Regions from separate parts of the Homo sapiens genome. Here regions 1 and 2 are each linked to region 3. A link is a contact called in ENCODE Hi-C or POLR2A ChIA-PET data. All regions are on one chromosome and are shown on one strand. Each heading gives the region's core, a stretch centred on a gene start or an enhancer-like site at or near the end of the contact. The rest is flanking DNA. Distances are from core to core; before and after follow the strand shown.

Region 1 (4,479 bases), core at 1,078-3,577, 490 kb after region 3:
GGACTACAGATTATATTGCCAGCCAAGGTATCACAATGACCATATGCTTCAGGAATCATTTTTGCCTTCTGGGAAGAACTTTCCCGGGACCTGAAGCTGATCTCGTCCACTCAGTGTGGCCAGGTCCTGGGTCCTAGGTCCCCAGTTTCTCCCCATTCTTAGGCCGCCCACCATGTACCCTGTAACTGAACTGTGATCTCTGAGTGGCTTCAGGGCAGGTTGTGGGTCTGGCTGCTCTGTGCCCATTGGAGCATCCCTGCCTCACAGCTCATCTGCTGATGTATGATGCAGCTGACTCATCCCAAACTTGTGGCCTTGGCAAGTAGGACCCTCTCAATCCCTATCCGCACTTTCCACACAGAGGAAGCCAGACAGCATTGTGTATTGATGGTTTGTTTCCATCTCACTAATCAAGAGGCTGAAAGCAACAAACTCTTTTTTTTCCTCTATCTCAACTTTTATTTTAGGTTCTGAGGGTACACATGCAGATTTGTTAGATGGGTAAATTGAATGTTGCTGAGGTTTGGTGTACCAATGGTCCCATCACCAGCGATGGATATAGTCTGGAGGGCCAGACTCCAGGTTTCTTGTGGCTGAGGAATACACTCCTGTCTTGCTGAAGCCCTCCCTATGGAGTGAGCTCTGTGGACCAGCAGCTTGGGCATCGCACAGGAGCCCATTAGACATGCTGAACGTCAGGGCCAGCCCCAGGGCTTCTGAATCACGGTCTGCATTTTAACAAGATCCCCGGGTGATTTCTGTGTACAGGATGGTTTGAGAGGCACTGGTTTAAGCCACTATTTTTTTTTCCTGTTATTTGCAGCTGAACCCAATTCTTTCTTTCTTTCTTCTTCTTTTTTTCTATAGGGCTTTTAAAAAATGTTTCCTCACTGTTTTGACAATATCATGAAAAAAATTCAGTTTAGAATCTGGAACTGACCTGGATGAGATTCAGGGGCAGCTACATGGCAAGGGCGGCACAACCTCTTTGATTCCCTCCCCACGGTGGGAGCTAAGCTACTGGTAATGGAGGCGCCGACAGGCACCAAACCAGGAACTAAGTTAGTGTCTCAGGCAAGAAAGGGGAGGCGAGGCCGGAGCCACTGCGGGGACCCTCCTGGTTATAGTTAGTTGTCTCTCTCCCTCCCCACACTGGCGACATGAAGACAGGCAGGTGGGTCAGGTGTTCCAGGACAGAAAAATAACCAGCAGTCAGCCCTCAGGCTCACACCTGAGCTTCTGGTCAATCCCCTCGGCTGAACCCGCTTCTTGTGGATAGAGTAGATGATGTCCAGGTGGGGTCACTGAGAGAGTGGGGCTGGAGAAGGGATTTCTGAGCGGCTCACTCATGGGCACCCTCACCTCCCTTCCCTGCATGCAGGCCTGACTTTCTAGAAAACCCTCATTTCTAGAATGAGGGGTGTGGGAGCCTTGGCTAGAGCTGTTCTGGGGCCCAGGGTCTCAAAAAGCAAGGTTCCTGTCCCCTGTGATTGCCTTGCTCCGGACCCCTATGTCTCCAGCACCAAGAGTGTCAGGGTAGACGACGGTGTGGAGCTCAGTGGAGGCGGATAAGGGGGCTGTAGTCATTTTGAAACCTTACGGTATTATAAAATAGATCATCCTTCCTGGAAGCCATGGCCTTCTGTTTTTAAACACAGGCGTTTCTAGGCTGAATTTCTGGGGCCTCCTCTATGACTCAGACTTGATTGCCTAAGAGGGTCACAATCTTTGGTACAAAATTCCAAGAAGGGTCCCTCCCAGCACATGCACATCCACATCCACCCAGGTCTTGTACACCAGCACCTCTCAAACTTTAATGCCCAAATGTATCCTCTGGAGATTTTGGTGAAAGGCAGTCTGGCTTGTGGCCTAAGACTCTGTGTCTCATAAAGCCTCCTGGTGCTGCAGCAGCTGCTGCTGCTGCTCTGAGAACTACACTTTAAAAGGCAAGGTTGTAGACTCTCTACTAACAGCTAGTGGATATTTCTTAGTTACAGCCTCTCATCTTCAAAACCTGACCCCACAATTCCAGACACTCCAGTTAGAAAGGTCAAATTAATTGTCATTTGTTACAGGATCTCACCACGAGTGTGGCTTCTCTTGGACAGGTGAGGGTAGAAGTTTCTGTTTCTCTTTGTTTTGCTTTTATTAATAACCTACTACACACAGAACTTCATTTTAGATAAAATCCTGGCCAAGACATGAACAGGTGTGTAAGTAACTCTGTGGACAGTGGGATTTACTTTCATCTGGGTTCCTGGTGGTGAATGATATCTCCATGTTTAGAGAGCACCTCTCAGTTTGATGTGGCAGTTTTTTGCTGTGGTTATGACTTTCAACATACTTCCTGCTTTTCTTGCAAAACAGAGAAGACTCACTCCTCTGTGGGAGGCCACAGCCCAAATGATTGCTGGCTTCTTCAAGGGCTGGAGCAGGGCTTGCAGGGGATTGCTGGCCTTCAGTGTGTGAGGTCTTTGGCCTTTTTCTACGTGAACATCAAGGTTAATCTATGTGGACTTGGCCTTCTGTTGGAGCAAGTTATTGCAATGCTGTTGGAGGAGCATGAGGTTCTTAGCACTTCTTAGCTTCAGATATCAAGGGAGATTCTTGTCCAACAACAACAGAAAATAGAGCCCAGCCATTTTTGTCATCAAGATTGCCAGGGTCGCATGATCTCAATGGCAATGCTCACACTTGCTAGAAATTTGGATTCATAAGCTTTTGAGTTAAACAGGGTCTGAGAATCCTTAAAGCTAACTCCTCTCTGTTTCAGAGGTGCAAACTGCTAATGAGAAAGATGCCAATCTGGTTCTTATTCTTTTTTTTTTTTTTTTTTGAGATGGAGTCTTTGTTGTCCAGGCTGGAATGCAGTGGTGTGATCTCATCTCACTGCAACCTCCACCTCCTGGGTTCAAGTGATTCTCCTGCCTCAGCCTCTGGAGTAGTTGGGATTACAGGTGCCTGCCTCCACACCCAGCTAACTTTTGTATTTTTAATAGGACGGGGTTTTGTCATGTTGGCCAAGCTGGTCTCAAACTCCTGACTTCAAGTCATCTACCTGCCTTGGCCTCCCAAAGTTGGTTCTTATTCTTTTGTTGTTTATTTGTTTCTTGTTTCTCTCTGAGAGTGTTTAGGATCTCCTTAGATTGTTGGTGCTCTGAAATTCCAAGAGGTTATTTCTATGGATCACTCTTTGTTCATTGTGCTCAGTGCTTGGGGTCTTTCAATCCAAAGCTTATATCTTTCTTCAACTCCGGGAGATTTTTTTCAATTGTTTCTTTGATAATTTTCTGCTTTCTGTTTTCCTTCTTCTCCTTTTCTGAAATTCCTGCAATGTAAATGTTGAGCCACCTAAATTGACCCTATGTATTTTTTTTCTCCAATTACCCATTTTATTTTGGTCATTTTACTCTGTATTCTGCAAGTTCTTCTTGAATTTTTAATGTATTTTTTCTGTCTTTGACTTTTGGTTTCAAAAAAATTGAATGTATTATATTTGTGATAATAAAAAGTAAATATATTTTAAAAGGGATTTAGAACAAACTCTTGGTTTTCAACTGCTCCTTTTTAATAGAAGATTTTTTTTTTTTTTTTTTTTTTTGACAGAGTCTCGGTCTGTCACCAGGCTGGAGTGCAGTGGCGTGACCTGGGCTCACTGCAACTTTTGCCTCCCGGGTTCAAGCAATTCTCCTGCCTCAGCCTCCTGAGTAGCTGGGATTACAGGTGCCCACCACCATGCCCAGATAATTTTTGTATTTTTAGTAGAGACGAGGTTTCACCATGTTGGCCAGAATGGTCTCAATCTCTTGACCTCGTGATCCACCTGCCTTGGCCTCCCAAAGTGTGGGTTTTGTTTTACGGACGTATCATCTTGGTTCTCCAAGAGGATAATTAGAGTTTAAGGTTTTTACTTAGTTCTTTTTCCTTTCCTTGTTCTACCTCCTCCAAGTTCATTTGTTCTGTTGACTTATCTTGGTCCTTTTCTTTTCCTGAGTGAATGGTGTTTGTGGCAGCTCATTTCTATTTATGCATTCTAGGTTGGGTTGTTAAGTTGAAGTAAATGGGGGACTGGGGTCCTTCTGCGAATGAGAAGGTGTGACTGTGAGCTCTCTGGCTGTGGAAGGGGGTGCTGATGGGTAAATCTTGCTTTCTTCTGTGAGAGTGGGAGAAGTCAAACCAATTCAAGGAGACCCCTGCTCTAAGATGTTACTCCCATGTTGGAAGCCTCAGCCCCTTCCAGTCAGCTTTTATTTGCTTTTTAAAAAGATTATTTCTCAAGGGTGCAAGGGTGGTAAGGGATAAAAGACTAAACACTGGGCACAGTGTACTGCTTGGGTGACAGGTGCAGCAAAATCTCAGAAATTACTACTAAAGAATCTATCCCTGTAACCACCTGTTCCCCGAAAACTATTGAAATAAAATAAAAATAAAAAAGGATTATTTTTCCAGCTTTTAAGGTAAAAGCTGCCATTTTCTGCC
Region 2 (4,672 bases), core at 971-3,470, 450 kb before region 3:
TGAGTGGCTAAGATAGTCTCATTCAAGAGTGATGTATCAGCAAGCCCCACTGGCGACCGATCTAAGCCATGTCCTCCAATCAGCTGTGTTAGTAATGAGATGTGTTACTGTTCTAAGGGTACACAGTCGAAGACCACCTGCCTTCAAATCTAGCCTACTGTTTGATCTTTACCCTCTATGAGCCTGTTTCCTTACATATAAACTGGAGATATATAACTGCATCTACCTGATAGGGTCATTATAAGGACCAAATAGGACCAAATAATGGAGCATAGTGCCTGGCACTCAGTGAGTGCTTGGAAGCACTTGCTATTATTATGAACACATTTTTTTTTTTTTTTTTTGAGACAGAGTCTTGCTCTGTCACCCAGGCCAGAGTGCAGTGGTGTGATCTTGGCTGACGGCAACCTCCGCTTCCCGGGTTCAAGCTATTCTCGTGCCTCAGCCTCCTGAGTAGCTAGAATTATAGGCGCTTACCACCATGCCTGGCTAAGTTTTGTATTTTTAGTATGGGGGGGTTTCACCAGGTTGGCCAGGCTGGTCTCTAACTCCTGACCTCAGGTGATCCACCCGCCTCAGCCTCCCAAATTGCTGGGAATACAGGCACGAGCCACCGCGCCCGGCCTAACACAATATTTTTATCTCTGTTTCCTGTATCCTGAGTCACTTTTCAGGAACAAAAAAAGACTTGCAGACACTGACTAGCTCAGTCCCTAACGGTGGCAGGAAGCAGTAGGTAGGTGATCAGAAGAGAAATTTCCCATAGCAAATCAGGGTCTGTGGTCAGGCCAGCCTTGGCTTGCTACTCAGTTTTACTGACCCCAGTCGGAAGATGGGAAGGAGGAAGCAAGGAAGGGAGTGCCCTGCAGGCAGCCCAGCCTTTTGAGTGGGCAATAATATGGCTTGGAATTGTTTCCCCACCAAAATCTCATGTCAAATTGTAATTCCCAGTGTTGGAGGAGGGGCCTGGTGGGAGGTGATTGGATCACTGGGGCGGTTTCTAATGGTTTAGCACCATCCCCCTAGCGCTGCCTTGTGCTAGCGTTATCTGGGGATCTGGTTGTTTAAAAGTGTGTAGCACTTTCTTTTTTTCTCTTTCTCCTGCCAGCCATGTAAAATGTGCTTGCTTCCCCTTCACCTTCCACCATGATTGTAAGTTTCCTGAGGCCTCCCCACAAGAAGAAGCCTGTACAGCCTGCAGAACCATGAGCTAATTAAACCTCTTTTCTTTATAAATTACCCAGTCTCAGGTATGTCTTTATAGCAGTATGAGAACAGACTAATACAGGGAACTAGTGTCAAGTTGCTGGCAGAAGATTCTGAAGCGGTAGAGTTGAAGCCTCAGGAGCCTGGCTGGCCTTCAGGGTCCCTGCTTCCTCCTGTCATGTGTGTCATCCTTGGGCAGTGCTTTCTGTCCACTCCATGTTCTCCTCGTGGTTCTTACCTCCTCTCCTTGTTATCCAGGACATCTGCTTTATATGCATTTTCTCCATGTGTTCTGTCCAGTTTAATGGCTCTGTAGTAAAAAGATTAATCCTGACATAAGTAAGAGACATCTGGAAACAACTGACCCTGTTAATTCTTCTCTTCTCTCCTAGGGCCTCAGGGTTCTCAGTGGCTCTGCTCCAAGGCCTCACTGGGGAGCGGGAGAGGCCCATTTCAGTGGGTGAGCAGATGGGGGCTCCTGGGCTGAGGCCTTCCCAGAGGCTGGGCGGTGGCCAGCCATGATCATGGGCCAAGGTCACTTGTTACTGTACTGGAAGAACAGGGCTAGGACTGGAGGTCAGGCCAACCCAGGGTCTCAAGACCCATTCCAGGCAGGACCAGTCCCCAGCAAAAGGCTGCCAGGCTGCAGCAGCCCTTGATTTTCTGAGCTGCTCAGGGTAAGGACATCCTGAGAAGGAGGCTGCCTTTAGAGAATAGGACCATTAAAAGCTCATCCTAAATGAAGCACCACCAAAACTCCTCAAGATTGTCATGGTTGTTCAAAAGATGGCCAAAGTTTCTTTCTTTTTCTCACTCTGTTCCCTCTCTAGCTGCACCCCTTGTCTCCCTTCTCTCCCTCTCCTTCCTTCTCTCTCCTAATTGCATTTCTCAGTGTGCCTGCATCTGACTGCCTGTCTGCCATTGGAATGGGCACAGGTGTTGGGGGAGGATGTCTCCACCACAGGTCAGCCTGGGTACCAAGGAAGTGTTTGGGGAACTGGCTTCACTCCTTCCACCCAAGCCTATGTCACTTTTCAACCGACCAATGCAGTGAACAGAACTCTGAGTCACGCAGGAAATACAGTAATTTTCTGAGGAACAATAAGCATCCATTCTGCAGTTGCCAGTGGTGACTATATAGCCCTTCACTGCCATTGAGCTCTTTATTTTGGGGGGACCGGGGGTGGTATGTGCATATCTGGCTCTCTATTTTATTTTTATACAAACGATAGCATATACTGTTTGTCTTGCCCTCAGGTTTGGTTTCTGTTGCCGCTGTTGTTTTCTTTTCCAACATCATAAGCCTCTTCCTTATCTTTCCATGTCTGCACACAGGAAGCGGCATCACTTGTTTTTCATGTCCTGCGCATCGAGGCACACTTTCTGCTCCTCTTTGTGCCGCCAGCCGGCCCAGGCCCACAGATGGTAGGACTTGTGCCCCAGGCTGCTGTGTGAGTCAGAGTCAGGCAGGAAGCAAATGGCAACTTCACCGCGGTGACTGAGGAATGCTTAACGAAGGCGCCGCCCTTGACAACGGTGTGGGTTGGTAAAAGGAAACAGCCGGGAGCCCTGCAGCGCCGGTGCCGCCACCGTTTAGTCTGACTGTGCATTTGACTAAGTCACAAGAGGCCAGGCCTGTGACTTGTCCGAGGGAAAAACCACCAGAAAACCAGGTGTCTGGGCTCCCAATCAGTAATCTTCATTGGGTTTGCTTTGATTGTAAACGAACAAAAAAAAAGCTTAGTTATTTAAATTCCATTCATGAATCTAGGAAGGAGCTTAGAAATTAGCCTTTTCCACAATCAAGACCAATTAGTCAACTCTTCTATTGTAAGTTTTCATCATTTTTCTGTTTACCCAACTTACAAACTGCTTTTTAAGTCAGAACTTGAAGATTTATTCCTGGCAAATGTTTTTAAGAGCAAAAATTTGGAATCAGTGTAAGTGTCCCCAAATAGGATAATGGGAAAGTAAATGAGGATACATCTACTCAGTGGAAAATATCTTAAACTGTTTGAAGTTTGCAATAAAGTGGAAAATGCTTAGCTGTTATGTTCAAGAAAAATTATGAAGTCTAATTTATTTAGAGTGCCATGATAATTATGCTAATTCATATAGGCACTGAAACAAAAAAAAAAACCCTAAAACTTACATGAAGAAAAATAGACTGGAGAGGAAGACACCAACATGTTACTGATAATGATTATCATTTTATGGGTGAAATGAGATTGATTTTTATTCACTTCTCTCAACGTTTCCAAATTTTCTCCAGTGGTCATCTAATACTTCCAGAACAACAACAGCATTAACTACAAGATCACAGTTCAAAGAAACAAGTCGCTGAGATAATTTGACAAGTGGTCTATATCCAGAGCCATTAATATACCCACAACTTCTGACCCAGTCATTTCTCTTAGGAATCTGTCCTGAGGAAGTAGTTCAGCTTTCAGAAAAAGCCCTAGGCAGGGAGATGTTTACTGCAGGGAAAAACTGGAAACCACGTAGATGCCAAACACTGTAAAAATAGTTAAAGAAAACGAGGTTCAGCCACTTGACACCACTACGTATTCATTAGGAAAGAAAATGATGACAAAAAGCATGCACTGTGACACCAAAGACAAAACTCAGCATTCACAATTGAATGTGCAGTATGATAAGAGGGTTTGTTTATTTTTATTTATTTTTATTTTTTATTTTTTTGAGATGGAGCCTTGCTCTGTCACCCAAGCTGGAGTGCAGTGGCGCCATGTAGGCTCACTGCAACCTCTGCCTCCTGGGTTCAAGTAATTCTCCTGTCTCAGCCTCCCGAGTAGCTGGGATTAGAGGGGTAAGCCACCATGTCTGGTTTTTGTATTTTTAGTAGAGATGGGGTTTTGCCATGTTGGCCAGGCTGGTCTCGAACTCCTGACCTCAGGTGATCTGCCTGCCTCGGCCTCCCAAAGTGCTGGGATTACAGGTGTGAGCCACCGTGCCCGGCTATAACAGGATTTTAAAAACGCTATAGGTGTTGAAAAAAAAATCCTCAAAGAAGACGAGATGAATGGTTATTGATGGCGGGGCAGGGTGATGAGATTGTGTGTAGTTTCTTTTCTTGATTCAGCATTTTCTGTAATGGACTTGTCTTGCATTTATAACTGTAAAACGTAATGAGTAATGGAACAATTACTTGGTTCCAAAGCACAGAGTCCAACAGGGAAGGCTGGTGGAGAGCAAGCCCCTTTGTCAGCAGTGGAACAAGAGGGAAGGAGCCATCGAGGAGGGACTGATGAGATCTGACTAACTCCAGCACTAACGAAGCAGTGAGTGGGTGAAAAGAAATTGCGGGGCCTTGCAGGGGTCTAGGTGGGGAATGGAAAGATAAGGAATGCAAAATACACAGTTCTGTGGAAATCACTCAACAGTCAACAGACCACCTCTGGTGGACGAACATCAAATTCTGTCAAATCCCTCCTACCCTAAAGGTCAG
Region 3 (4,359 bases), core at 460-2,959:
TGCAGCTGAGCCAACTTTCCAGCGCCTTAAAAAATACACTCAGTTTAGCAAGTACAGGCAGAAAGCCCAAAGAGATGGCCCATCCCCTTGAGGGAGGTAGAGAAGTGAACGATGGTGTTTCCTGTCCCAAGAGGTGGGAGGAAGGCTGTTTGGGATTTGGCTCATCAGGGGCCACAGGCTACTGGGATGCCTATGTCCTATCCCTCTGTGTAGGCTATGGAGCCCTTTCCTGGGTATGGGCCTCCCAATAAGCCTGTGGCCAATGCAGGGGCAGGCTGGGAGGTGGCTTTCCAGGCAGCTTGCAAAGGCCTGTTTGTCTGAGGCTTGTCCTGACATCACTGAGGCTTTGCTTGCAGGTGGCAGGGACTTACACAGAGGCTCTTTGTTGGCCAGCCACAGAGGTCAGTTAGAAGCCATGAATGGACTGGAGCTGGCAGCCCCTCCTCTACCCATAGCACACAGCTGCCACCTCTCTGGGTTGCCCATGCCTGACGGTGGGTGTGTGAGGTGTGGGGAGAGGCATCTCTGCCCAAATTTGTAGCCAGAGAGCAGAGGAAGTGAAGTTGGTGGGAGGCGGTGAGGAAGGCAGGGAGAAAGAAAGGAGGTGGTGTTGAGGAAGCTAGCATGGCTTCTGCCCAGCTCTGTCATGGTTTGCAGGTGCGCGCTCTCTCTCTCTCTCTCTCTCTCTCTCTCTTTAAAGACAAATTCTCACTCTGTACCCAGGTTAGAGTTCAGTGGCACCATCTTAGCTCACTGTAGCCTTGGCTTCCTGGGCTCAAGCAATCCTCCCATCCCAGCCCCCCGAATAACTGGAAACACAGGTATGCACAACCATGCCTGGCTAATTTGTTAATTTTTGTAGAGGCAGGGTCTCGCTGTCTTGCCCAGGCTGGTCTTGAACTCCTGGGCTCAAGTGATCCTCCCACCTCGGCCTCCCAAAGTGCTAGGATAACAGGTGTGAGCCACTGTGCCAGGCCTTTTGCAGGCTATTTGATGTCTGCATTGGATACTTGGGGTCAGGCTCAATGCCTGGAAGTCATTTAGTGTCATTCTGCTGTGCTCTATTACTTTAAGCATTCACAAGCCTTTCCACACTCTCACTTCTTGATAGGAGGAGTGTCTAGGAATTGTTTTCAAAATGCTGTATTTGCATACAGAGAAATGTGTAGTTCAGTGAGTTTTGACAGATGCATGCACCTGTGTGACCCACATTCCTATCAAGATATAGAATAGTTCCATCCCCAGAAAGTTCCCTCATGCTTCTTTCCAGTTAGTGCTCACCTCCAGGCAACTACAATTCTGATTTTTTAAAATCATTTATTAGTTTTGCCCATTCTAAGATGTAATATAAATGGATTCATATAGTATTTATATACAGTTGATCTTCATTATCCACAGATTCTGTATTTGTGAATCAGCTTACTTGCTAAAATTTATTTGTAACCCCAAAATTAATACTCACAGTTCTTTTGTGATCATTCACAGATATAACAGAGTGCTGAAAAGTTTGAGTCCCCTGACGCCTATCTTCCCAGCTGAAGTCGAACAAGGCAACGCTCCGCCTTCTTGTTTCAGGTCATGCAGTAAACAGGTGTCCTTTTCATGGTCTATTTAGTGCCATGGTTTTTGCATTTTTGTGGTTTTTGTTGATGATTTTGCTGTTTCAAATGGCCCCCAGGCACAGTGCTGGAGTGCTTTCTAGTGTTCCTAAGAGCAAGAGGGCTGTGATGTGCTTTACAACGAGAATATGTATGAGAGAAGCTTTCTTCAGGCACGAGCTACAGGGCTGTTGGCTGAGGGTTCGATGTTAATGAATCAACAATATATACTAAGGAAGGTGTCTCTAAATAGAAGCACACATAAAACAAGGTCATATATTCATCAGTTGATGAAAGTGTTGTGGTCAGAAGTTTTCAGAAACCTAACCCTGTATTTCTGCCAGAAGCAGTGGTTCAGTATTGACTGATTCAGTATTCTTGCCAAATAATGAGAATCAACTATAGTACTCCTTTGTCCAGCTTATTTCACTCAGATAATATCTGTGAAATTCAGCTATGCTGTTGCATTATCAACTGGGCTTTTTGCATTATCAATTGTGCTTTTGTTTTACTGCTGAGTAATATTACATTGTATGGATACACCACAAGATTTGTTTTTCCATTTCCCTGTTGAGGTTTTTTTTTTTTTTTCATTTTTGGCTATTATGAATAAGTCTGTTAGGATTGTTTTTGTGTAAGACTTTGGGTTTTTTTTTTGTTTGTTTTTTTCTTTTGTAAATATGGGATCTCGCTATGTTGTCCAGGTTGGTTTTGAACTCCTGGCTTCAAGTGATTCTCCTGCCTTGGCCTCCTAAAGTGCTGGAATTATAGGCATGAGCCACTGCACCTTATATGTACAAGTCTTTGTATAGACACAGGCTTTCGTTTCTCTTGGGTAAATACCTAGGAGTAGAATTGCTGGATCATGGAGTAGGTGTATGTATAACTTTTTTAGCAACTGCCAAAAACTTTTCCAAAGTGGCCGTGCCACTTAGCATTCCCACAGCAGTGTGAAAGTTCCTCTGATTCTCCAGCTGTTTTTAGAATTTCTTGGGGGCCCTGCTTTACTTGTTGCTTTCTAAGCCACCTGTTCTCTGAGCTGGCAACGCTTGGCTGATACCCTCCCAATTTCCTCTGTTAAAATATTATCTTCACAAGATATTTTATTCCTTTCTTGATAGTGATGGGCTGTGAGCCCATCACTATTTTACTTTGCTTCTTTGCTCTCTTAAGAGTTTGATTTAAAAAACATTTTTTTGTTTTTGCTTTTACCAGTTTTCTCTAGTACAGAAATCCTCTTAGGCTGGGCACAGTGGCTCATGCTTGTCATCCCAGCACTTTGGGAGGCCGAGGCGGGTGGATCACGAGGTCAGGAGATCGAGACCATCCTGGCTAACATGGTGAAACCCAGCCTCTACAACAAATATAAAAAATTAGCCGGGCGTGGTGGCGGGCACCTGTAGTTAAAAAAAAAAAAAAAAAAGGAAATCCTCTGCCCGGGTGCTGTGGTTCACGCACTTTGTAATCCCAGCACTTTGGGAGCTGAGGCAGGGGGATTGCTTGAGCTTAGAGATTCAAGACCAGCCTGGGCAACATGGTGAAACTTTGTCTCTACGAAAAATAAAAAAATTAGCTGGGCGTGGTGGTGCGTGCCTATAGTTCCAGGTACCGGGGAGGCTGAGGTGGGAGGATCATATGAGCCCAGGAGGTCAAAGCTGCAGTGAGCCATGATCACACCACTGCATTCCAGCCTGGGCAACAGAATGAGGCCCTGTCTCAAAAAAAGTGATAATAATAATAAAATAAAAAATAAATTCCTGGGTGTTTTTTTTTTTTTTTGCCGTTTTTTAAACCTTAAACACAGCTAACTGTAGAAAAGTCAGAAAGTATAGAAAAAAATTGGAAAGGTCACCGATCATCCTACTCTAGGGATAATCACTGTTAGGATAGACTTTTTTTTCTTTTACACATAGATATTTAATTTTAAAGAATTTGAGTGAACTAAAATTAACTTTGTTGTAGATTTGGGGACTTTAGTGAAAGTTGGGCCAATAGAGGATGTCGGGGAGCAGAACTTCCCCTCTTCTCTCTTGGGGTCCTGGTGGGGTCTGAAAACTAAATTGACATAGGTAAATAGAAGAGCATACACATTTAATAAAAGTTCTATGTGACACGGGAGCCCTCATAAACAAATGAAGACCCAAAGCAGTGGCAAAACATACATGTGTTTATATGAGGTTGAACAAAGAGAGGCATTTGTGGGAAAGTAACCAAATTATGTGGGGAGGCTAAAGGAAAGTAAGCCTTATTTTAACAAGGTCTGTTTGTACAGAATTTTCTCTGCTGTTACTCTCCATTGAAGAGTGTTTGTTTTCTCATGGTACAGGGAGGGCACCTTTTATTTTATTTTGTATTTTATTTGTATGGATTTAGGGGGGAGAAGTGCACTTTTGTTACATGGATCTATTGCCTACTGGTGAAATCTGGGTTTTAGTGTAACCATCAACTGAACAGTGTAAATTGTTCCCACTAAGTAATTTCTGGCTGGGCAGTAATCCCAGCACTTTGGGAGGCTGAGGGGAGTGGGGATATCTTGAGCCTGGGAAGTTGAGGCTGCCTGGGCCACATGGCAAAACCCCATCTCTACTAAAAATGCGAAAAATTAGCCGGGCAAGGTGGTGCGTGCCTGTGGTTCCAGCTACTTTGGAGGCTGAGGTGGGAGGACTGCCTGAGACTGGGAAGTTGAGGCTGCAGTGATCCATAGTCACGCCTGTGTACTCCAACCTGGGTGGGTTGACAACTTGTCTCAAAAAAAAAAAAA

Evidence for each region. Hi-C counts contacts between places; a loop is a spot of excess contacts on that map. ChIA-PET counts read pairs that join two places held with the same protein, here RNA polymerase II (POLR2A). Pooled maps may share reads with other maps.
Region 1: a loop to region 3 is called in a map with no recorded cell type, with 6 times the contacts of the local background. The contact joins two enhancer-like sites. A Hi-C loop is called at or near these places in 12 of 37 single-sample maps with no recorded cell type and 4 of 50 pooled maps. POLR2A ChIA-PET finds 5 or more read pairs at or near these places in 1 of 52 experiments (naive thymus-derived CD8-positive, alpha-beta T cell).
Region 2: a loop to region 3 is called in a pooled map, with 3 times the contacts of the local background. The contact joins two enhancer-like sites. A Hi-C loop is called at or near these places in 1 of 50 pooled maps. POLR2A ChIA-PET finds 5 or more read pairs at or near these places in 2 of 52 experiments (A549 and Panc1).

The regions. Positions count from the first base shown.
Region 1 is chr3:46,096,269-46,100,747 of GRCh38, forward strand. No RefSeq gene overlaps it. Among named protein-coding and RNA genes, the nearest start is that of XCR1, 71 kb to the left of the region's middle. RefSeq lists an enhancer at 1,372-1,481. Within about 2 kb of position 2,328, at least 21 of the 41 ENCODE cell types and tissues checked have a DNase peak (open chromatin) inside an H3K27ac peak, as active enhancers do.
Region 2 is chr3:45,164,976-45,169,647 of GRCh38, forward strand. No RefSeq gene overlaps it. Among named protein-coding and RNA genes, the nearest start is that of CDCP1, 21 kb to the left of the region's middle. RefSeq lists enhancers at 1,238-2,201, 2,202-3,165 and a silencer at 2,726-2,845. Within about 2 kb of position 2,221, at least 24 of the 41 ENCODE cell types and tissues checked have a DNase peak (open chromatin) inside an H3K27ac peak, as active enhancers do.
Region 3 is chr3:45,611,407-45,615,765 of GRCh38, forward strand. All of the region lies in intron 1 of LIMD1 (LIM domain containing 1), which reads left to right. Among named protein-coding and RNA genes, the nearest start is that of LIMD1, 19 kb to the left of the region's middle. RefSeq lists enhancers at 316-385, 1,443-1,492 and a silencer at 3,722-3,821. Within about 2 kb of position 1,710, at least 6 of the 41 ENCODE cell types and tissues checked have a DNase peak (open chromatin) inside an H3K27ac peak, as active enhancers do.